2 separate regions of the Mus musculus genome follow, and region 1 is linked to region 2. The links are chromatin loops, found by intact Hi-C in ENCODE. Cell type or tissue: heart. All regions are shown on one strand. Links, peaks and the distances in the headings refer to the core of each region. The heading gives the core; the rest is flanking DNA.

The links. Peaks named below come from ENCODE experiments on the same cell type or tissue, not always from the same donor. Only the 100,000 strongest peaks of a DNase experiment are listed, where the experiment ranks them.
Region 1: it touches region 2 in a loop (6-fold over the local background); 10 of 42 quality-filtered maps call a loop at or near these places.

Annotation. Positions count from the first base shown.
Region 1 is chr3:105,818,977-105,830,296 of GRCm38, forward strand. It overlaps Gm46838 (a long non-coding RNA gene), which reads right to left and starts at 6,877. Exons shown (of 2, transcript XR_001784065.2): 1 at 6,778-6,877; 2 at 2,791-3,056. In heart, for the core only: a CTCF peak has its summit at 9,568; DNase peaks (open chromatin) are centred at 5,315 and 7,015; H3K27ac peaks cover 935 bases; H3K27me3 peaks cover 1,840 bases.
Region 2 is chr3:105,887,731-105,899,050 of GRCm38, forward strand. The region is part of intron 1 of Tmigd3 (transmembrane and immunoglobulin domain containing 3); the gene reads left to right. Among named protein-coding and RNA genes, the nearest start is that of Adora3, 11 kb to the right of the region's middle. In heart, for the core only: a CTCF peak has its summit at 5,464; DNase peaks (open chromatin) are centred at 4,291, 6,431, 7,061, 7,731 and 3 weaker places; H3K27ac peaks cover 2,921 bases.

The DNA of each region.
Region 1 (11,320 bases), core at 2,240-10,239, 68 kb before region 2:
TAGGTTGCTAAGCTTCCAGATGGGGCCTCATGGGAAAGGGGGCTACAAAAAGGACTAGAGGAATGAAAATACTGTGTTTACTGAATATCGTCCCCTGTTATGTCAAGGTAGACTTGGGTTAAATGGCTCCCTTACATGTGCATGCTCATGCTCATGCTCATGAGTGTGTGTGTGTGTGTGTGTGTGTTATAGTAGAAAATGCTTCCAAATTCCCCTCAAAGATGTGGCCTCTTCTATTTCTTTGTGTTCTACACAACTTTTGTACAAACCCAATTTCTTACCCTTAAAATGGTATAACAGTGGTATGCACCTCACTACATAGTTAACAAAGTTTAAGTCTGTTTCCATATATCCAGAATGTTAGACTTAACTGTATTGAAGGAAGCATTCAACACATTAGCTATTTAGATCCTAATAAATGAATGTCATATATTTCAAACCTCAGAAATGTGTTCTGCATTGTGCAGAAGAGTGTGAGTTTTTAAACCAATTGAAGTTGCACAAACCCAAGCAAGTTGCGTGTCCACTGTGAGCCTTTCTGAGAAAGACAGAGAACATCATCGTAGGATAGGTATGTGTGTGTGATGATAACTCTTCCTTGTTAACTGGATTTAGAATCACCCCGGAGACACACATCTAGTAGTTCCTGTACGGGCATTTAAGGAGAGGCTTAAATGAATACAGGAGGTGCCATCTCACAGGCTAGAATCCTCAGCTGACTATGAAGGGGAGTAAGAAGAGAGTAAGCTGAGCGTCAGCTTGCATCTCTTTCTCTGCTCCTTGACTGTGGCTACAATGTAACTCGCTCCCATCATCAGGCCCCCCCCACCTCCCCATCCTCCAACCCCACTCCCCACTCCCCCTGCCCCTGCCATGATGGACTGACTATCTCCTTTAGACAGTGAACTAACATTCCTTCTTTTCTTCCTCAAGTTTCTTCCAACAGGTATTTTGTCACAACAAAACCTAATCGTTCTTAAATTATGCCCTGCATATAAACCATGTAGCGAAGAGTGACACCTAACTGAGTGAGGCTCTTCGCTCTCCTTTTTCCTTATGTCAGCAGGATGCTGTCTCAGAACCAATGACAGCTGGGTTATCAGCCAAAGATCTTACATTTTTATCACCTGCCCAATATACTATGGCAGAAACTCAGTAAAGGGTGTGTAACCAATTTAAATGAACCTCCAAAGCTAGAGCTCGAAGCTATAACTTTTACTCCATTGAACGCTGCTGGTTTGAAGACAGTTGTTTCAGGCCCCTCAACCAACAACTTCTGTCACGTTAGGAACATCTCCCCTACAACCTTGTTTCTTCATTAAAATTCCCCTGGGGTCTGCTGGAGGCATTTGTGTCTGCTTCGGTCACATCGCTAAACCCACACTTGGAGAGAAAAGTGTTTGCATAAATACTAGCAGATGAATTTTTCAAAGATCACTTTTTCTCTCCTGGCACTCTGTGAGGGAAATGAGCAAATATAAACAGACAAGCATTGCACTGGGAAGATAGCAGATGAGCCTCTGCCGGGACCTGGACTGGCCTGGAGTTTCCACATTTGGGAGCTATAGGATTATGACAAAATCTATTTGTAATAGTCTTGCTTTTGATTTCTCAGCCACAATATTAATTGCTTAGAGACTTGGCTCATTCCACACACTCAGCCTAGCTTTCTCCTTGGAGAAGCCAGCAGGATTCTGGAAGTTCCCTCTCTAGAAGGGGTTTGCCTACTTAAGTCTAGCATAAACTCAGTTATACTCGGGAGTCATGGAGAAGAAAGGAATTTATCGTAACTCTATGCAAGGGCAAGTGAGAAGAAGCCTCCGTTTCCTGTTTCGGATGACTTCACACTTATGACCTGGAGTGTATGATGGATATTAAACATGGGAACTGATCACACAGACTCCCTCACTTTTCTTGATTTGGGCCATTTTGGTTTAACCCATACACCCTAGAAGATGCCTCTGTCCATGAAGTCCATGAAGTTATCCTTAACACCAACCTATGCCTTTGGGCCAGATAATATCTTCAGCCATATGTATAACAAATTTTCTGGAGCATCTAGGCTATAGACTAACTAGTAATATCCATCCCCTCTCCTAACTCATATTTTGATACCTAGTCCCCATGGTTGATGATGTTGAAGGCAGAACTTTCCGAGGTAGTTAGACTGTGGGCTAGAATCCTAACAAATGGGTTTAATGTCTTTATAAAAGAGAATGTGGGGCCAGCATGATGGCTTACAGATGCCAAATCTGATGACCTGAATTTCATCCTGGGACTCTTATGGTTAAAGGAAAGAAACAAGTCCTACAAGTTGCCTTCAGACCTGCTAATACACACTGTGGCACATGCATGTGTGAAGGCCCACAAGCACACAATATTAGATAAACTAATAATGATATGCCCAGAGAATTTCTCAGTTCTTCCTACCATAAGAGAACAGTGAGAAAACTGCTATCCATAAACCAGGAAGCAGGCTGGCAAGAGACAGAGTCTCTTGGAACTTCCCGACTTCCAGAGTTGTGAGAAATTAATTTCTGTTGGAGATACTCAGTCTGTATTATAGCAATCCAAATGGAATAAGACAATCTACTAGAGATCATACACTGTCCTAAGAATAAAAACGTAACAGTGGAGAAGTCCCTAATATTACATAACTAAAGTCCAGTGGGAAAATAGCCAGTCATGTTATGTTCTAATGATTCATTTAAAAACTGCAGCAGAAGCAATAGTTTCCGTTACCATCACCAACCATAATATGTTCCAAGGACTGGTTTTGGAGTAAATGAGTGAGAGACGCTGTCCTGTTTATTTTTTAATTTTGTGGTGCTAGGAAGGAACCCAGGGCTTGATGCACATGCTCAGGCAAGCAAGTGTTCTAGCAGAAGTCCCATCTTGTGGCATCTTTGTTGTCAGAGCCTCCATGGGACGAAGGTTTTCCATCATCTATAGTTGACTTGGCTGATATCTTCTTCATGAGGTATCTTTTAAGTCCTCTCAAGAGCCTCCAGTTTGTTCTCATTATGGAAGAGCCTGGGTCTTGGAGAACACTTTACCTTGGGTGGACAAGGATTAAAACATTTTTTAGAGTTATGCTGATACTTGTCTATAAGGTTTCATGAGTGAGGTAGCACTATGTCATAGAAAACCATAAGCTTTGAGGCTAGCCCTGGATCCTAGTCCTAACTCAAATGTTTCTTAGCCATGTGCTTTTGGGTTATATTTTACTTTTCTGCTCTTTAATCGACTCACATAGAAAACAGGGAGAAGAATACTTGCCTCTGAGTTTCAGGTTCTTATGTGAAATAGCCCTGAGAAGTATTTAGTACTGAGCACCAGGAGAGATAATATTGATTGTCAGCTCGATTGGATCTAGGATCAGCTAGGAGACAACCTTTGGGCACAGCTGTGAGGAAGCCTCTAGATAGGGTCCCTGCTGTTGGTGGCACTGTTCTATGGGCTGGAATTTCCAGATGAATAAAAAGGAAGACATGATCTTCGCACCAGGGACAGTCTTTCTCTGCTTTCTGATTACAGAGTTAAAGCAACTCACCATCTCAGGCTCCCGTCACACTGCCTCTCCACTTTGATAGACTGACTGTATCCTCCAACTGTGAACCCAAATATACCCTTCCTTCCTTAAGTTGTTTTGATCAGGCAGGCCCTTGAAAATGTGAAAAATAGCAAGCACACACTCCAGAACTGTGCTCTGTATGGCACAGGGCATCTTTGAAAGAAAACATTTGCATGGAATGATTTATGACAGCCATATAACTGGGAGTTAAATGGCAATGAAAAACTATATCCACAGCTGACTCTACCTCATCCTAATGATGCCAAATTCCATCTCCTTCAATCTACCTTAACTAGAATTCAAAAGCATTAACTCACGGGCAAGTGCCTCAACCAGGAAACCCAAATCAGAATAAGTGATAATCTGGCCCTTTATACTTAAAAAACAAGATCCTCGGCTTTGACTTTACCTCTTCTTTACTGTGCTTTTCATAGAGTGAAAATGGTATACATACACACACACACACACACACACACACACACACACACAGTCCTTGAAAATGTTGCACTAGAGGTAAGACTTGTGATCACAAATACAAGGGGGATACAAGCTAGGTGACTGGGGCTATTGTTGTAGGCGATTGCTATATTCTCATGAGTTGCTAGATTCCCCCATGAATCTATCCTGAAGGCTCATCTGCAACTTTTGGGTTATTGAAACAAATGCTAATGGGACTTACCAAATCGTTGAATTGTAAAGCTTATGTGAAATCTTTTTAAGTCTCCAAATTTTGAACGTCATACTTTAAAAAAAAATTATGGAAACAAATTTAATGTCCAAAACACAAACACTGACTAATTGAAATGTTGATTATTTAATGTTGATTGTATCCATTAATAACCATAGTTGATGAGCCAGTAAAGTGGCTTGGCAGGTAAAGATGCTTGCTGCATAAGCTTGGCAATGTGATGGCCGAACCTCAGAACCCATGTAGAGGTAGCAGGAAGAACTGATTCCACAAAGTTGTTCTATAACCTCCACACAGCACACACCCACACACAATAATAATAAATAAAAATAATAAACAATCATGACTGGATACGTTACCATATAACAGAGAAAATGGTATATAATTTTATGCATTCAGAATGAGTTTAACTGTGTTAAATGACTAAGTCTGTGCCCATGGAAAGATCAGAAGAAAATATTCATAAAATGTTAGTGTGTGGCCAGGTGTGATGGCAATTGTCTTTAGTCTCAGCAGAGGCAGGTAGATTTTTGAAGTCAAGATCAGACATAGCAAGTTCCAGGACACCCAGGGATATGTAGTAAAACCTGGTCTCAAAAAAGAAAAAAATAGTTATTGTGTGAGGCTTGAAAGTATAGTTAATTTTGAGAATGGTCTTATTGTATTTTCATTGCAGGTGTGTATTGATTGTTTAGTTTTGAAAAGCATTTTTAAATGAAGACTTCCAATAAGAAATATACACTTTCCCAAGATGATTCAAATGAACCATTCATTTCCAAGGAGAATTCTCAGCTGCTTTCTAGTTGGTGTGCAAAAGGGAGGAGTTTTCAGAAACCAAATAACTAAATAGGAACCAGAAATTATGCCTCAATTAAGACTGAAGTCTGGTAGTGCTGGTGGTGCTGGTGGTGGTAGTGATGCTGGTGGTGCTGGTGGTGCTGGTGGTGGTGGTGGTGTGTGTGTGTGTTTCGAGTTGTTTTCATTTTAGTTGCCAAGTCATGTGGCCTGTGTCTTCCCACTCTCGGGTGAGATCAAGGTTTCTCCTTCCAAGTCATGGCATCTGGTTCTCCACTTATGCGGGCTGGGGGTGGGGGAGCTACAGGAGATAAGCATTAGACTGACACCAGGCCCCACTGCAGGGGCAAGTCAAGCGGAACAGCACTGAATCAACTAACTTTGTCTCTGTTTGAAAGTTAGCTCCAGAAGTTCCTGGTTTTGAACTAAAGGAGAAAGCAGACAGCGAGTGATCAGATCCTGTCTTCCCCATGATCTAATATCATCTTTCTCAGAGGACATTTTAATGTTTCTTTTTGTTTTCAAAATTCTTCTTGCAGTCATATCACATTAGGAGTCCTGGATGCTTCTTAGTCCTAGTTTTTTGCACAGATACTTTTTTGTCCTCTCCCCCTCTCTCTCCATTTTCCTTTCTCTCCTTCTACCCCCTCCCTCCCTCCCTTGTTTCTTGTTGTGTCAGTTTAGGTCTTAGAAGCAGAGTGGCTGACTAGATTGTTCTCCATGAAATCAGACCATTAGACAAGTGCTCAGGGCTTAGCCCACTCGGGGTTTTTTTATGTTTAGAAAAACAAGAAGCAGGAATCATCTCCTAAGTCACCAGGACAGACACCCAGTAGGGTCTCACCAGGACAGGCAGACACCCAGTAGGTTCTCACCAGGACAGACACCGAGTAGGTTCTCAGAGGCAAAGCTGGTCCTGTCCTGATGAGGCAGCAACCAGAAATGTCTCAGCAGCTTCTTAGTTCATCACAATGCTGGACTGGGCATCTCAGCTGCACTATTATACTTCAAGTTAAAGTTTTAGGCAAAAGATACATTCTAGAAAGCTCAGTGAGGGCTCCTGAGATGGCTCAGCGAAAAAAGGCGTTTTCTGCTTACCTTGTCCACCTGACTTCAATCCCCAGAACTCACATGGGAGAAGGAGAGGCCCACCTTACAGAAGTTTTCCTCTGACCTTCACATACATGCAGTAACAGGTACACACACACACACACACACACACACACACACACACAGGAGGGGAGAGAAAGGAAGAGGAAAGTGAGGAAGAGGGAGAGGGGGAGTGAGAAAGAGAAAGAGAGAAGGAGAGAGGAGATTATCATTTTTTAAAGCGCAGCAAACAAAACAATACAAAAGAAAATTAAATTAAATTTGGTCCTAAATCTTGATACTGAGATATCATAAATCTAAAAATGGGCTGGCCTGGAGAAATACCATTTTGGCTTAGCAGCCTTGTAGCAACTTAGAGAATTCCAAACTCCAAGACTCAGAACTTGGACGCAAAAGAGGGTTATCAGTGTAGTGCCTTGTCCAGCTGAGATTTACTAGACAGCCCAGTATTAGCAGTTCCCAGGGGGCCTGGGCTTAGCTTGAGTCAGTCAGGGTGTGATAGGCCACAGTGCTGATCTCACCTAGGCAAGCCAACCAAGTTCTCTGCCCCCTCCACCCACCCCCTCAGCCTGCTGTCAGCCACCTCTACCACCCCCACCCCTGCAGTTACCTCCTCTCTGCTATTTACCCACAACACAGCCAGCTGTGGAAGTTCGGTGACTCATTTGCTACTTAGGTATTTTGGGTTCATTACCCTTCAGCCACTTTACTGAGAAGAGCCACTCCCAGTGGTGCCAAAATAGAGAAGAGAGGAAGTAGGGCCAGCAGATGGGAGGGGGTGGGGCAGAAATTCAAGGACTGCTGTGGAAAAGGTCAACGGAGGTGCTGTTGTCCACGCCAGCGCTCCTGAGCAAGGCCACTCCAAAAGCAACAATGGAAAGGAAGCACGGCTTTGATTAAAACTTCATTGAGAGTCCTGGACACACAGCCACAAGTTCTCAACAACAGAGATGATGTGTTCAGGCATCCAGGGGAAGCGTCATTGCTCCTTGGGAATATTTTTAAGCAACCACACCCAAGCCGAGTTGACTTGGCCAAGAACAGGGTGGAAAGCACAATTACTTGAGAGTTAAGCCCAGCCTACAACACACAATCTGATCATTCCCTGTTCTCTGACCCCTGCTTCCAAAATGTGTGCGAACCTTTATCTCATCTATCTGGATTTGTTCTGTGGACTGATTTTGGTATGGAGTGGCTGCTATCTAGAACAGGGAGACATTGCATGAACAGTAGAGACATGTGTGAGCCAGGGTTACAGCTAAATAGTAGAATGCTTGCCTAGTATGCCTTAGGTCCAATTCCCAGCAACCACAAAGCAAACAAAACCTAGAAACTACATGTCAGGTCGTCCAGAAGGATTTGGAGAATGCATTTGAAAGGCTTCAGAATATGGTTACAAATCTTTCTCCTTAGGGATGCTCCATTCCTGGTGCTTCTGCTGCTAACTTGCCTTGTTCCAGCTCCAGTCTCTTTGGAATAAATATAAAATTACTATTTGTGATATTTGTCCTTTGATTGTAGTTTAAGGCTTACAAAATGAATGAGAACCCACTGGGCATATCCATTCCTTTCTAATTATGCATTCATTTATCAGACAAATATTCTCCCCAATACTGAATATTAGAGCCAGTTGTCCAGGTCCAAAGCTGGGGCATGGGCTAGAGGCTGCTTCCAAGAAGTGATTCCAGAATTCAGCTGAACTCTTGAATTCGGAGAGAAAGGAGCTATTAAGGACAACTCATGTTGAATTTTGAGGTTATTGACTTTGGGCTCTTGCTTCCTTCTCATGAGGCTGGGATGTTCATGATGTAGAGAGTGCATATAGCTGCTAAGAGCAACTACTTTTCTGGAAACTGAAACACAAAGCAGTATGCAAATGAAGCCAAGTATTTGATGGGCTAGAAGAAAGATCCAGGTTTTTGATGGCTCATGCCATCACAGTCCAAGGCAACAAGACTTTAGTACCATGGAGATTACATCCTTTTAATTAATAAAAATAATAATACCATGCATTTACAAATTAAAAAACATCACTTTCAAATAGCCTTGGGAGTAAATCATGGGCTAGAGATACAGTGCAGTGGTAGGGGGCGTGCTTAGCATCACAAAGCTCTAGGTTCAAAACTCAGGGGGAACAAAGAACTTCAACACAAAACCCAAATACCTGACTTATTTTATTTTACTTAATTTTTGAGACAGGGCCTCATTCTGTAGCCCTGGCCAACCTGGAATGCCTTCTATAGACGAACTCAGAGATCTTCCAGTCTCTATCAATAAAGCACAATTCTAAGTAGCTTTAGGTATAATCATACAAATGAAGAAACAAATCATAACTAAAATTAGAAAATGTGTACAGTGGCAAATAACAAATAAAAATATGTTCCCAGGTTCTCCTGAAAGAAGCTTCATTAGAAATTTTAAGAAATCAGAAATTAAGGAGCTGTAAGTGTTGAGCTCAAGATAAAGGGATAGCAGCACAGAGGAAGGCAGAGGGAGGCAAATGCTAAATAATAGAAGTCAAAATTAAAATAAGTTATAATAGAAACTGTCAAGAAAACAGAATTTGGCAAGCAGTAAAGACTAATAAAATTGAGATAGATTAAAAGGGAAAATCATTTATATATGCATATACATATATAACAGAATTTATAAAATAAGAAGAATGTCATAAACCTCATACAAGTAAATTTGAACAATTACATGACATACCCAGTTCCTTAGAAAAATGAAACTTACCAAAGTGGACTCAAGAAGAAATAGAAAATCTAATTTAAGAACTACAGCTATTTCTAAGCAGTTGTACTTGTAACTTAACATCCAACTACAAAACAAAATAAAGTAAAAATAAAGCACACAAGGGACTGAGAGGTTTGTAAGTAAATGTAGCCAAATGCCTAAGAAAAAGTTTCCCCAGTCTTATAAATCTACTCCAGCACACAGATAAAGAAGCAGAGAAGAGAGATTGACCACAACTTTTTGTAGGATGCTGGGATGATCTTGGTACCAAAGGAAAAGGACAAAAAGAAAATTTATAGACCCATTTCTCATTTAATACAGATGTTAAATTCCTAAAAAAACCCAAACGTATGGAAAATTAAATCCAGCAGTGAATCAGAATTAACATAAGTTCAGACTTCTCTCAGAACACAATTAGAACATTAGAAAACATATTAATTTGCTACTTTATACCTTGAAGAAGGAAAAATAGTGATCATTTCCATGTATGGAGAGGAAACATTTTCTGAAATTTAATTTACATTAGATGTTATCAGCATAGTTATAGAAGAAGCATCCTTAGCTTGTTAGGTGGTATCCACCATACATTTGCAATGTATACAATAGAATGTATGTGCTGACTTAATCATGAAATAGTATGAGACTATCCCTGATGTCTACAAGCTCAGCCCTGGAGGTCCTAGCAAGAACTGCATGATAAAAAGAAATTAAGCATGTAAGAATTTAAAAGGAATGAACAAGTAATTTTATTTACAATCAATATGGTTATCTACCTAGGAAATTCAAGACAAACTACAAATTATTATAATAACAGCATACCAAAATCCACACATACAAGGTTAAAATGTAAATATCAGATGTGATCCTAAATAGGAGAAACCAATAATTAGAAACTGTAAAGATAATGGGTGTGTGTGTGTGTTTCACTAGCTATGGTGGCATACACCTTAATCCCAGCCCTTGGGAGGCAGAGTCAGGCAGATTTCTGTTGATTTCCAGACCAGCCTGATTACATAGTGAGTTCCAGGCCAGCTAAAAGTACATACTTAGACCTTTTCTCAACCCTTCACTCCTGGAAAAAAACAAACAAACAAACAACAACAACAAAACATATTTCTAGGATCTGGAAAGACAGCTCAGTGGTTAAGAACACCTACTTCTCTTGCAGAGGATCCAAGTTTGGTTCCCAGCATCCATATCAGGTGGCCCACAATAGCCTGCAATGTCATCTCCAGGAAACCTGATGCTTCTGCTTCCTTGGGTACCTGTACATACTTACACATGCCTACCCCCCCACCCCCGCACACACATATACACATAACTAAAAATATTTTTTTATTGTTAAAAAAGGTTTTGGCCAAGTATAGCATCATAAATTGTGTCCTAGCACCAGAGAAACTGAGGCATGAAAATCACAAGTTCAAGGCCAGCCTGGGTAACATATTGAGACCCATCTCAAAAATTCCCCTAACTGAAAACAAACAACAAACCAAAATGACATGCTAATCTTGGAAAATTAAAATTAGAAATCACTGGTCAAGTGTATTAATAACTGGAGATAAGCCAAATGGTCAAATTAAAATTAAATCAATCATTTTATATGTCGGATAAGTAAAATTAAAGACAAAAAGGTCTAAATATTGGCAAAGATGTGGGAAAGATATAGCTCTATGGGTTATCTGCACCCACTCCACTTCCCCTAGAATGCATTTGCACAAGATCAGGAAGCTCCTTTTATTTACAAGCCTAATCTCCACAGCATAGAATAGTGCCTGGTACTGAGGGCAGTATGGACAAGAACTAGGAAAGTTGACGATGCAGATAGAACACTCCATTAGTAAGAACATAGTTCCCAGGAAAGCCCTAGGCAACTTCTTTCATAACTACATCAGAGATCATATATATGCATATATATATAGTCAAAATAGCAGTATATGAGACTAAAGAGATTAATAGAACTATTCATATAATACTTTATCTATCACCTGAAGTGAGTAATATAGAACTAAGGGTGTCAAGGTGAATATAAGATATTTTTCACTGCACTTCAAATATTTTCTCTTGGGAGTTATATATTGTCTTCAAGAGCTAAAATAGAGGCTGGGTGGTGGTGCCGTACAACTTAAATCTCATCACTCAGAAGGCAGAGACAAGCAGATGTTTGAATTCAAGGTCAGTCTGGTCCATAGAGCCAGTTCCAGGACAGTCAGGGATACACAGAGAAACCCTGTCTCGAAAAATAAACAAACAAAAGAACAAAAATAGTTAGAAAAATAACCTCAGTATAAAATTAAAACTAATACTTTAAAGTAACATTTGGTTTGGTTTGGTTTGGTTTGTTTGTTTTTGCAGTGCTGGGATTGAACCCAAGGTGTGGTTGTGCATGCTCGGCAAAGTAGCACTGTGCTCTTCCCAGC
Region 2 (11,320 bases), core at 1,732-9,731:
CTCCTCCATTACTGGTGGGATTGCAAGCTGGTACAACCACTCTGGAAATCAGTCTGGCGGTTCCTCAGAAAATTGGACATAGTACTACCAGAAGATCCAGCAATACCACTCCTGGGCATATACCCAGAAGATGTTCCAAGTGGTAATAAGGACACATGCTCCATTATGTTCGTAGCAGCCTTATTTATAATAGCCAGAAGCTGGAAAGAACCCAGATGTCCCTCAACAGAGGAATGAATACAGAAAATGTGGTCCATTTACACAATGGAGTACTATTCAGCTACTAAAAACAATGAATTTATGAAATTCTTAGGCAAATGGATAGATCTGGAGGATATCATCCTGACTGAGGTAAACCAATCACAAAAGAACACACATGATATTCACTCACTGATAAGTGGATATTAGCCCAGAAACTTAGAATACCCAAGATACAATTTGCAAAACTCATGAAACTCAAGAAGAAGGAAGACCAAAGTGTGGGTACTTCGTTCCCTCTTAGAAGGGAGAACAAAATATCCATGGAAGGAGTTACAGAGACAAAGTTTGGAGCTGAGACAGAAGGAATGACCATCCAGAGACTGTCCCACCTGGGGATCCATCCCATATACAATCACTAAACCCAGACACTATTGCATATGCCAACAAGAATTTTGCTGACAGGACCCTGATATAGCTGTTTTTTTGTGAGGCTATGCCAGTTCCTGGCAAATACAGAATTGGAGGTTCACAGTCATCTATTGGATGGAACACAGGGCCCCCAATGAAGGAGCTAGAGAAAGTACCCAAGGAGCTAAAGGGGTCTGCAACCCTATAGGAGAAATAACAATATGAACTAACCAGTACACCCCGCCCCCCCAGAGCTTATGTCTCTAGTTGCGTATGTAGCAGAGGATGGCCTAGTTGGCCATCAATGGGAGGAGAGGCCCTTGGTCTTGAGAAGATTATATGCCCTAGTACAGGGGAATGCCAGGGCCAGGAAGTGGGAGTGGGTGGGTTGGGGAGTAGGGCAGGTGGAGGGTATAAGGGGACTTTCGGAATAGCATCTGAAATGTAAATGATGAAAATATCTAATAAAAAAACAACACAGTTTATGGGGAAAAAAAAAAAAAAGAATGGTCCTTGTTTCCCAAGATGTTAACCTTCATAGTGATCCTTAAAAAAAAAAAAAAAAAAAAAAAAAAAAAGTTGGATAGATGGATGCTCAGGCCAGATCTTAGGCACAAGGGACACAAGGCTGTAATGACAGCTTAATACATTGAGGTATCAAGGTTGTGCTTTCTTTATTTAGGAACTAAAAGCATGGTTCCAGAGTAAACATTTAAGCCTTGGTTCAGATTCGGTTCTGCTGTGCCTGCCAGCCTCTGTGATCTTGGGAAAACAGCCTAACCTCTATAAAGTTCAGACTTTGTGTTCAAAGCAGCAAGCATTTTCCACCCAGTAGGGACTTTGCACCCCCACCCTGAAATATTTGGCAAGACTTGGAGGCATTTTGGATTGTCATGATTTGGGGAGTTGGGACTGCTGTTGGTATTCAGTGGGTAGAAGGCATGGGTGATGCTAATATCCAGTAACATAGTAGTACACAATAGACATCGACCCTCACAATGAGAAGTTACTTCGTCCAAACTGACAGTGGAGTGAAAACCAAAAAATCCCTGGCTTAGGGGCAGTGCATTTAGAGTCTGACACAAGATTTGTAGGTGCCAAATTAACAGTGCTGTCATTAGTAAATGATCTGTTTAGTGTGGTTTGGTTAAAAAACATAAAACAGACAAACAAAATGAAACACACACACACACACACACACACACACACACACACACACACACACACACACAAACCAACTTCTGAAAAAGGATCACCCACCTCTTGGTAGAGCTCAGAAAATTCTCTATAAACAGTGGTAACTACAGCCCATCCAACTGTAGCCTGGGTCTAGCCAAAAGGTTTCAAGTGGAGGCTCTGGGGCCTGATATATATAATTTAACTCAGCCTGCTTGCCTGTAAAGTGGCCATCATAATATCTGTCTTGTAGGAAATCCATTAAGGCATGTGAAGGGCCAGTCTGCATAGCATAGCAAGCATTCAACTGATAACTCGCTATTCTTGCAGAGAAGTGGTTAGGGAGAACACTAGGAGGAGTGTTTTTAAGAAAACATTTGTTATTTACTTGTAGTTGTGTGTGTGTGTAGGCATACTTGTGCCACAGCACATGTGTAATGGTTAGAGGACAACTTTCAGGGATCAGTTCTCTTCTACCACGGTGTGGGTTCTGGGGAGCAAACTCCACTTGTTAGGTTTGACAGTGAGTGCTGTTACTGCTGAGCCATCTTGTCAGCTCAGAAGAACACTGATTTCAACAAGAGCCTCTAAAGTATTTAATATAGAGTATGAAAGGGACTCCAACCAAATAAGCAAAGAATCCACCCAGCAGTAGAAACCATCAGAGGACCTGCAGGAAAGGAGCCAGGTGTTCATAAATGTCATCTCCACGACTTCTCACACCTCTCTGTATCTCTTTGAATCTCATTTGACAGTTGTGGAAATGGGCTCACAATAGTTAGTCACTTGCTGAAGATCACGCAGCTGCAGAAGGGCAGAGCTGGGCTTTTGAAACACTCCCTCTGGCCTGTGTTTTTGTGGGCTGAAATTCAGTAATGTTCAACTCAGGGCAGATCTCCAGAACATTAACAAGTTAGGAGGTTTCTATGTTCAGGGAAAGGAAGTGTGAAAGCCTAACCTCTATCTGCTGGCAGCTTGGATATGTGGAGAGGAGAGCAGAAGGCTGCTGGCAGGGGCCTTTCTGCTTTACTGCAGCGATAGCTGCTGGGTCCCGTCAACTCACCCTGCAATGTCAGGCAGCACAGAGTCATCCAGAGAGAGAATCTCTTAGTGATGTATGAGACCTGCTGGCCAAAGACAAGGAGTATGGGCTCTTAGGTTACTCAGCATTCCTCCCCACCACAAGGAGAGATCTTTAGGATTCTTAACCTGTGGGACTCATCCACTTTGGGGTCCAATGACCCTTTCACAAGGGTTTCTTAAGACCATAGTAAATATCAGATGTTTGCATTACAATCCATAACTGAAGCAAACATAGTTATCAATAGCAACAAGATAATTTCATGATGAGGGGAGGTCAGTACAACATGAGGAACTGTATTAAAGGAATACAGCATTAGGAAGGTTGAGAACCACTGTTCTAGAAGATTCCTGAGACCTGAGACAATTCCTAGCAAGTACAGGGTGGTGTGTGTGTGTGTGTGTGTGTGTGTGTGTATGTGTGTATGTGTGTGTGGTGAGACAGAGCCACCATAACCTGAATAACGTAGGCTGTAAACTGGAGAACCACAGTAGCCTTCCCTTATGCAGCTCTATCAGAGAGAGAATGATGACGCTGGAAATAGTGTGGAGTCTTGAGGGCCTAACTGTGAAGAGACTGTCCCGGCAGCACTTGGGGTTGGTGCAGATGATAGTGTCTGTATCTCTGGTGTCCTGCAGGACCCCTTTGCCTCTCCTGGTCTTAGACAAATGCATCAGTCACTTTTCTCATCCTTTCAACACAATACCAGACAATAAAACTTAAAGACGCAAACAGTGGTTCTGACTCATGGTTTCAGGCCATTGCAGCAGGGAGGTTTTGGCAGGAGCAATGTTCTTTACAGTGAAGCAGTGACCCAGTGGGACCTGGCTGGTATAAACCTTTAAAGGGCCACCCATGCTGACACATTTCCTGAAGCTAAACAGGCTTCTCCTACCGCCTGCAAATTATCATCAAAAGCTGGGAAGCCAGGGTTTAAAAATTGAACTGGTCAGAGCATAGTTCAAATTCAAACCATTATCAAAAGTGCCCTGCACTGTCCACAGTAGGACAGCATCTGGGTGACTCTCCCAGCTGCTTGCCCACCATCCTTCCACCTCTGGTTCTCACACGTTCCAGCTCTTCTTCTTGAGGCACAAAAATAATGGGGCTGGAAGCTGTCTCAGGATGTTTGGGTCCCACATATACAGAAACTGAGCAGAAAAAAAAAAAAAAAAACAAAACAGGCTATAAGACCTCAAGTGTCAACATGGCCCATGTGTTCTGTGAAAGGTCCTGCTCTGCCCTGGCCAGAAAGAAAAAAAAAAAAAAGAAAGAAAAAAGAAAAAGCACTAAAAGTTCACTAACCTGGTTGTTTAAATATAGGAAAGGAAACAGATGCTGGCTGGCGGAAGTGGGTTGGGGGGTGGTGCTTGAAGCCTAACCTCTGCTGATTTGCTGTGGGACCTTTCTGTTGTTACCCTGGGCTATATCTCCCTCAGAGCTCCTCCTCATGATAGACAAGAGAGGGTTATTTTTAAGCTGATCTTTGTGACTTCCTTTTGGCTTGTGTCCTCTGCTTCCTTGGTAGTCCTATTCTGGCACAGCCTGTCAGGCTGTGGGAGGTGAGAGCTGTTTTTGTATGGGCAAATGGCAAAGGCTGAGTGGGGAGCCCAATGGTGCCGACTCGGTCAGGCTGAACGCAATCCCTCCACCCCCCAATGGACTCGTGACAGGACAGTGTGGAGGAGTCCCAGCTTCAGGCCTAAGGCTTAGTCTCAGAGTGTGTAGGTAGCACACAGCATCCACTTCGGAATCCTCTGACCGGATCCGTAGTATCCAGATAAATACAGGGGTGCTACTGTGTCCTCAAATGGTCTGTCCTCCGAAGAGCTCCCCTTTCTGGAACCAGGCTGGGCTGCCCTCTGTGGTCTCCGAGGTCTCTCTGAGTTCCTGGGGAGGATAGGATGTCTGGCTAGGTGCACTTCTAGCATCCTCAGACTGTGTGCTGATGAATCAGCAACCTGTCCCAGTCAGTCTCTTCACCGTACATATCAAAGGAGGCGAGTGGAGATCTCGGTAGCTCCTGGGGGTGGGGGACGGCCTCAACCGAGTTCCTGTTGATCCCTCTCACTTCCTCTTGTCTTCAGTATATGGTGGAGGCCCTGAAGTGCAGCTGGTGCCCAATGGCTGCCTGCGATAATGCATGTCTGTGGTTTCTCGTTCAACCTCTGGTTACCTCCCGGAAGGGCCCTCCTTAGTCTTCTCAGGAGATTGCTATGGTCCCCAGCTCTAATCAGGGATCACACAGAGCCACACCCTCTTCTGATTTCAAAGATCTCTCTCTCTCTCTCTCTCTCTCTCTCTCTCTCTCTCTCATATCATACATGCAGGCTGAAGCCTGGGAGGGAATAGTTTAGAAATTAGTACTTCCTTGCCAAGACCCAAGAGAACACAGATCAGGTCTCACAGAAGGTAGAAGTCTTGGTTGAGTAGCCCTTGTGTAGTCAGGCAAAATAAGCTAGTCTGTGTCTTTCCACAGTAACTCCCATGTGACGCTTAGAAAATTCTTTCCACTTCAGAGTCCATGTCAAGAAATAGTTGGGTTTTTGAGATTTCCCCCTGCAGACGAAGAGCTGGCTCTGCACGACCTTTCTGTTGGGCCCAAGCTTCTGACGCTCAACCTCAGCTACTGCAGAAGTGAGGAAAATCCAGCTCTCAAAGCAGCAGCTGGATTGTTGATCTGCTCCAGGCCTTGTGTCACCTGACTCCAGCAGCTGCTATCCAAGCCTCTGGCGAGCTACTTAGCCTTTACGGAAGGTGATGTGGTGTTGTGTGTGCGTGACCATGCATCCCTCCTACCTGCGCCCTCCCTTACTTGCCGTGGGTAGGGCAGTCATCGCACCTGCTTCCTCTTTGGGTCTGTGAAATGAGAGCCACTTCGGCTTTGCCACATCTAACATCTAAATGGTATTTAGGAGAACAACAGCATAGCTCCTTGACTTGGTTAGGGCCAGGCAAGGAGTTCTGTAAGTGGAAGGTGAGGAGGGTCGTGAAGTAACCCTTTAAAAATGTTTATTAATCCTTTGAGGATCACACACACTTACACTCACATACACATACTCACATAGTCACATACCCTCACAGACACATACTCACACAGAGAAACTCATATACTCATACAGTCACATACATTCACACACACCCTTACACACAACATATTTGATCATGTTCACTCCCTACTCCTCCCCTAACTCCTCCCAAGAATACGCCCACCCCCAACCCCTCCTAACTTCATGTCCTTTAAAAAATTATTTTTATAACCCGTTCTCGATGTCCATATATTAGTGGGTGTGGATCCACCCACAGTAGTGTGATTGACCTTCCAGGGGCCATGCCCTTAAAGAAAACTGACTTTCCCTCTCCCAGAAGGACACGCCCCCTGCTTGGACTTAGGTTTCTGGAGCAACCTTCCCTTAGGCTGACCTTCCGGCAGTTCCTTGGAGCCCCACCCAGCCAGCAGCTGCCCTCGCCTCCTGCAGATGTTTCCAGTTTGCAGATTGCTTGGGGTTCTCTTTGGTCATTCGTTCCATTTGCTCAGAAACAACAGCCAGCATTCTTGTCGGGAAGTGAGAGAGTGCCAACCTCAGGATGACACAAAAGGCCCCAGTCATGGGAACTAGATAGAGATGGGGTGGGGGCTGGAAAGGACCAGAGACTGGACCATCTGCAGTGACCTAGACTTCTGCTGGCCTCTGCTGCAGCCGGGGCCACCAAAACAACATCTATCTGGCTTCCATCTGGCAGGGCCCAGAGTGGGTCAGTTGAGTCATCCTGGAGGGTTCAGGTCAGAAAGAGCCATTCTCCTGGAGGCCCGGGAATGACTGGAGAGTCATTCTGGTTCCTTGGCCCTTCACAGTCAGGATCTATTCCAAGGTTAATGAAAGGTTAGAAAGTGTTTGGTATTCAGGATCAAGTGCAGACACAAATGAATAGGCTGCGCATTAAATCGTAAATTGTGTGCCGTGCGTTTCATGTCTGTCAAGCAGCTGTTTTGGCAGGAGGTGACCATAATATTCATCAACCTTCACACCCTGCCCAGAAGGTGGCCTTTTTATAGCCTTGAAAAGTGCCAAGTGCTCTGCCACGCCCTCCAGAATGAGTGACAGGTAAGACACAGAAACTGTGGTTATGGTTCTGAATAGGGCGGGCTCTTGAGATAGCCAGGCTTCACCTGCAGCAACGGAGAGGCCCCTGTGGCTGCGGGTGCTCCATCCTGCCTGTCTAGGAACTGCCTGCAGTCAGACCCCCCAGGCTGGCCTCTGCCTGGGCTCACGAAGGGGGGCGGTCTCATAGCTGAACCCTGGCACAAGCTTCTTCATGCGGTCAAGCCACTCACTTCCTGGCAAGTAGAGAAGATAGGAGAAGACGTCATCGCCGTCCTGCCATCGCCTTCGGGTGAGTCCAGTTTCTGAAGCTCAGAAAACCAACAGAGGATTTGGAGCAAAAAGCTTCTTCAACAAAAGACGAGAGAAAGGTGCCAAGGAAAGCCACATCTAGACCATTCCAACCTCAGGGGCACAGCCAGCCTGCAGTTCACGGTTCACAGAGGGTCTGTGGGTATAGAGACGCTTCCTGTTGGTTCAGTAACCAGCAAGCACCTCATGAGGAGTCACTGGCCCGGTGCCCATGAGGCCCACAGGAAGAGCATGGGTGCAGGACTCTAAGAGTGGTCCAGACCCTGCCCCAGATGTTGGGTGTTTTTTACTTCTTTCAGGTCCCAAAGAATAATCTTCCTCCTTCACCAAAGAGGAATTAAAGACATGGGAGATTGGGCAATGTGGCCAAGGTTATCCGCTTAGAAACAAAGCTCACAAAGCAAGAAGGACGTGGCATGTTCAACGTCTGAGTCACTCGCTGGCAGCCAGCCCATTTTGATTTCTTCCCCGGGGCTGGGCCTCAGGGCATAAATGCAGTGGGACAGGCCTGACACCTGGAGGCAGAAGCCCTGTGTGTACATGGAGTGGGACAGGAGGTGGTTCGATGCGGGAATCTCACCGAGGCAGAGAACTCTGGCACAGGTTTGAGTGCTGAAGGTCTGGAAGGTAACTTCCAGTAAGAGGTGATATGACTGGCTGGCACATCAACCTGGATGGACAGGGCAGGGAGACTGGCCATGACACATACATGCAGTGGATCACTGTCTGGTTGGGTGGTCCTAGGGTGTTCATCTGTGGGCTCAGCGAGGTGGGCACCAGAATAAACAAGGAGCTAAATGTTCTGGCTAGCCGGTTTTGACCTCAAACCAGTCACTTTGGGCACCAGTTTCCTCTCATGTTCAATTCCACTTCTAGCACACTTGTGCTCTAAAATCTCACTGTGAATGTTGATTTGGGACAAGAAAAGTGATGAGTGTAACACCAGGAACAGTTCTAAGCCCTACAGAAAAAGCAAGAAGAACAGGGCCAAGAACAAATGACAGAGCTCTGATCATGGAACACAGAAAACAGGGTGCCCATGGCATCAGATTAGACAAATCACACTGAAGAGAGAATGGACGTGTGGTGGTAAACAAGCATAGAGAAGCCACAAACTGTCTTGTAAGGCATTCTCTCTAAGGGCCTCTTAACCAGACTGAGTAACATAACCCCAAAAGACTGCAGGGAAAAGATGCAACAAAGAAACAAAAAATGGACCCTCTCGTTCCTCTCAGCTTCTGCCCAACACAGTGACATGGTTAGCACCCTCTTGGGCTGGGGTGGGATGTGTGTGGGGGTAGGGTGGGGACAGACCTGGGAATAATATATGCATTCAGCTCCAACATAAAACAGGTCTCCCATGTTGCCAGGTGTTATAAGAGGCTCCTGGAGGTCCAAAGTTGAATAGGAAGTGGGAGAAACAATTTAACTCCAAAGTAGCATAAAAGTGCTCAAAGAGAGGATAGCATAAGCTGAAATGGAATCCATAGTGAGGGAGGGGCCACTGGCTGCCCACCAGCGCCTTTGATCCTTCTTGGGAGTTGATTGTACATACAATGGTAAGTGGGTTCTGCCTGTGCCGTGGGTGGCACCATCCCGGATACTTCTGGGCATCAGTGCCCCAAGCTCTGTTATTGAGTCCTCTCCAAGATACTCAATTAAAATGACAGCTTTGCCATGTTTTGTTTCTTGTTTCTAGAGACAGGGTCTCACTTTGTAACCTTGGCAGTCTGCTCTGGCTTTGAATTCACAGAGATCAAGCTGCCTCAGCCTCCCAACTTCTGGGATTCCAAGCATGCATCTGGCTGGGTATTTTATTTTTAGAATTACACAAATCCCTATGGGTGAATGGGAAGCAACACCAAAGTTCCTTCTATGTGCTCGTTATTTGTGACTTGCAGTCTTCCCAAAAGCATGTGCTCATAATAAAAGAACAGAGCATGACAACTAAGATACCAGGAGCCAGGGCTGGAGATTTGACTCAGTGGTTAAGAGCATTTGCCACGGACTGGAGAGATGGCTCAGCGGCTAAGAGCACTGACTCCTCTACCAGAGGTCCTCAGTTCTATTCCCAGCAACCACATGGTGGCTCACAACCATCTATAATGGGATCCAGTGCCCTCTTCTGGTGTGTCTGAAGACAAAAACACAGTGTACTTACATATAATAATAAATAAATCTTTAAAACAAACAAACAAACAAGAGCAATGGCAACTTGTGATGGTTTGAATAAAAATGGCTCCCTTAGGTTCATAGGGGAGTTGCAGTATTAGGAGGTGTGGCCTTGTTGGAGGAACTGTCACTGTCTCAGAAGCTCAAGCCAGGTTTAGTGGCTTATGGTCTCTTCCTGCTGCCTGCTGATCTAGATGTAGAATTCTCAGTTACTGTTCCAGCACTATGTCTGTCTACGTGCCACCATGCTTCCTACCATGATGATAATGGATAAAACCTCTGAACTGTAAGCCTGCTCAGTAAAATGTTTTCCTTATAAGAGTTGCTTATAAGGCTGGTAAGATGGCTCAGAGGGTAAGAGCACTGACTGCTCTTCCGAAGGTCCTGAGTTCAAATCCCAACAACCACACGGTGGCTCACAGCTATCTGTAATGGGATCCGATGCCCTCTTCTGGTGTGTCTGAAGACAGCTACTGTGTACTTATGTATAATAATAAATCTTTGGGCTGGAGCAAGCAGGGACTGAGTGACCAAAGTTGACTGGAGCGAGCAGAGGTCCTAAAAAGTTCAATTCCCAACAACCACATGAAGGCTCACAACCATCTGTAAAGCTACAGTGTACTCACAAATATAAAATAAATAAATACATTTAAAAAAACAAAAAAGAGTTACCGTGGTCATGGTGTCTCTTCACAGCAATAGAAACGCTGAGACACTACTCTCTGAGAGGACCTGATGTCAGTTACCAGCACTCACACCAGGTGGTTCTGAGTGCCTTGTAACTCCAGCTGCATGCAAGTGATGATGACTTCTGGTCTCTATGCCACCTTCACACAAGTGTGTGCACACACATAAAAATAAAAAAATAATTTAAAAAAGGATACTAGAAGCCTGAAGTTGAGACAATGCGTGCAGCTTTTCTAGAAAAGTCTTTTTTTTGCTGAGACAAGCCTGGCTTGTGCTGACCCACTCTGAGCTCCTGGCTGCCCAGGAACAACCTACGCCACCAAGCTAATGAACAGAGCAGGAGAGGTATTAGAAGAGCAACATCCTTCCTAGAACCTCCTCGGGGAAATAGGTCTCTTAAACCTTCAGTATAAGCAATAACAATGTAGTATCTTTAACCGTGATGAAATGCTGAGACAGACTCTGTATAACAATAGCTTTAATGAAAAGCCGAGGGAAATAAAGTTATTGGGGGAACCCTTCAGCGGGAAGTAAAGTAATGTGGTTTCCTGATGCTGTCTGCCCATGGACTAGATGCAGGGGTGTGGGGTGGAGAAGGTTGAGGGAGGATTGGCAGGCTGCCCTCCATTACTCCACAGCCTAAGAGGAGGAACCAGAAACCAGAAAACTGGCAAAAAAGAAAGAAAAAAAAAATCCTGTTCTCAGTAGTTCTCAGTAGCTGGCCCAACCCATGGATCATGCACACCCTTCCACACTGAAGAGCTTCTGCCCAGTCACAGTTTATGTTTGGTATAATTGGTGTTGGCCTATTCTTGTGTGATTCACTGGAAAGGGCTAAGATAGTTGACTCAGATTCTGGCCTTTACCCATCGTAGTTGACTGTAACTGTCCTCCCTCCCTCCCTCCCTCCCTCCCTCCCTCCCTCCCTCCCTCCCTCCCTCCCTTCTTTAAGTTACCTTTGTTCAAGATTTTGTCAAAGAAATCTGAGAAGTAACTAATGCAGGTTCAGATCCCAGCTCCGCCACTTGCTCCCTGAAAGCCACCTCGCACCAGGCTGTGGTCTCCTCACCAGTGAAATGAGTTAGCAGCACTTACGATTAAGTTTGGCACACGATTATAAGTGACAGGTATAAAACGCCAAGCAAGGAGCCTGGGCTGTGTCACTTAGCACCCTGTCAAT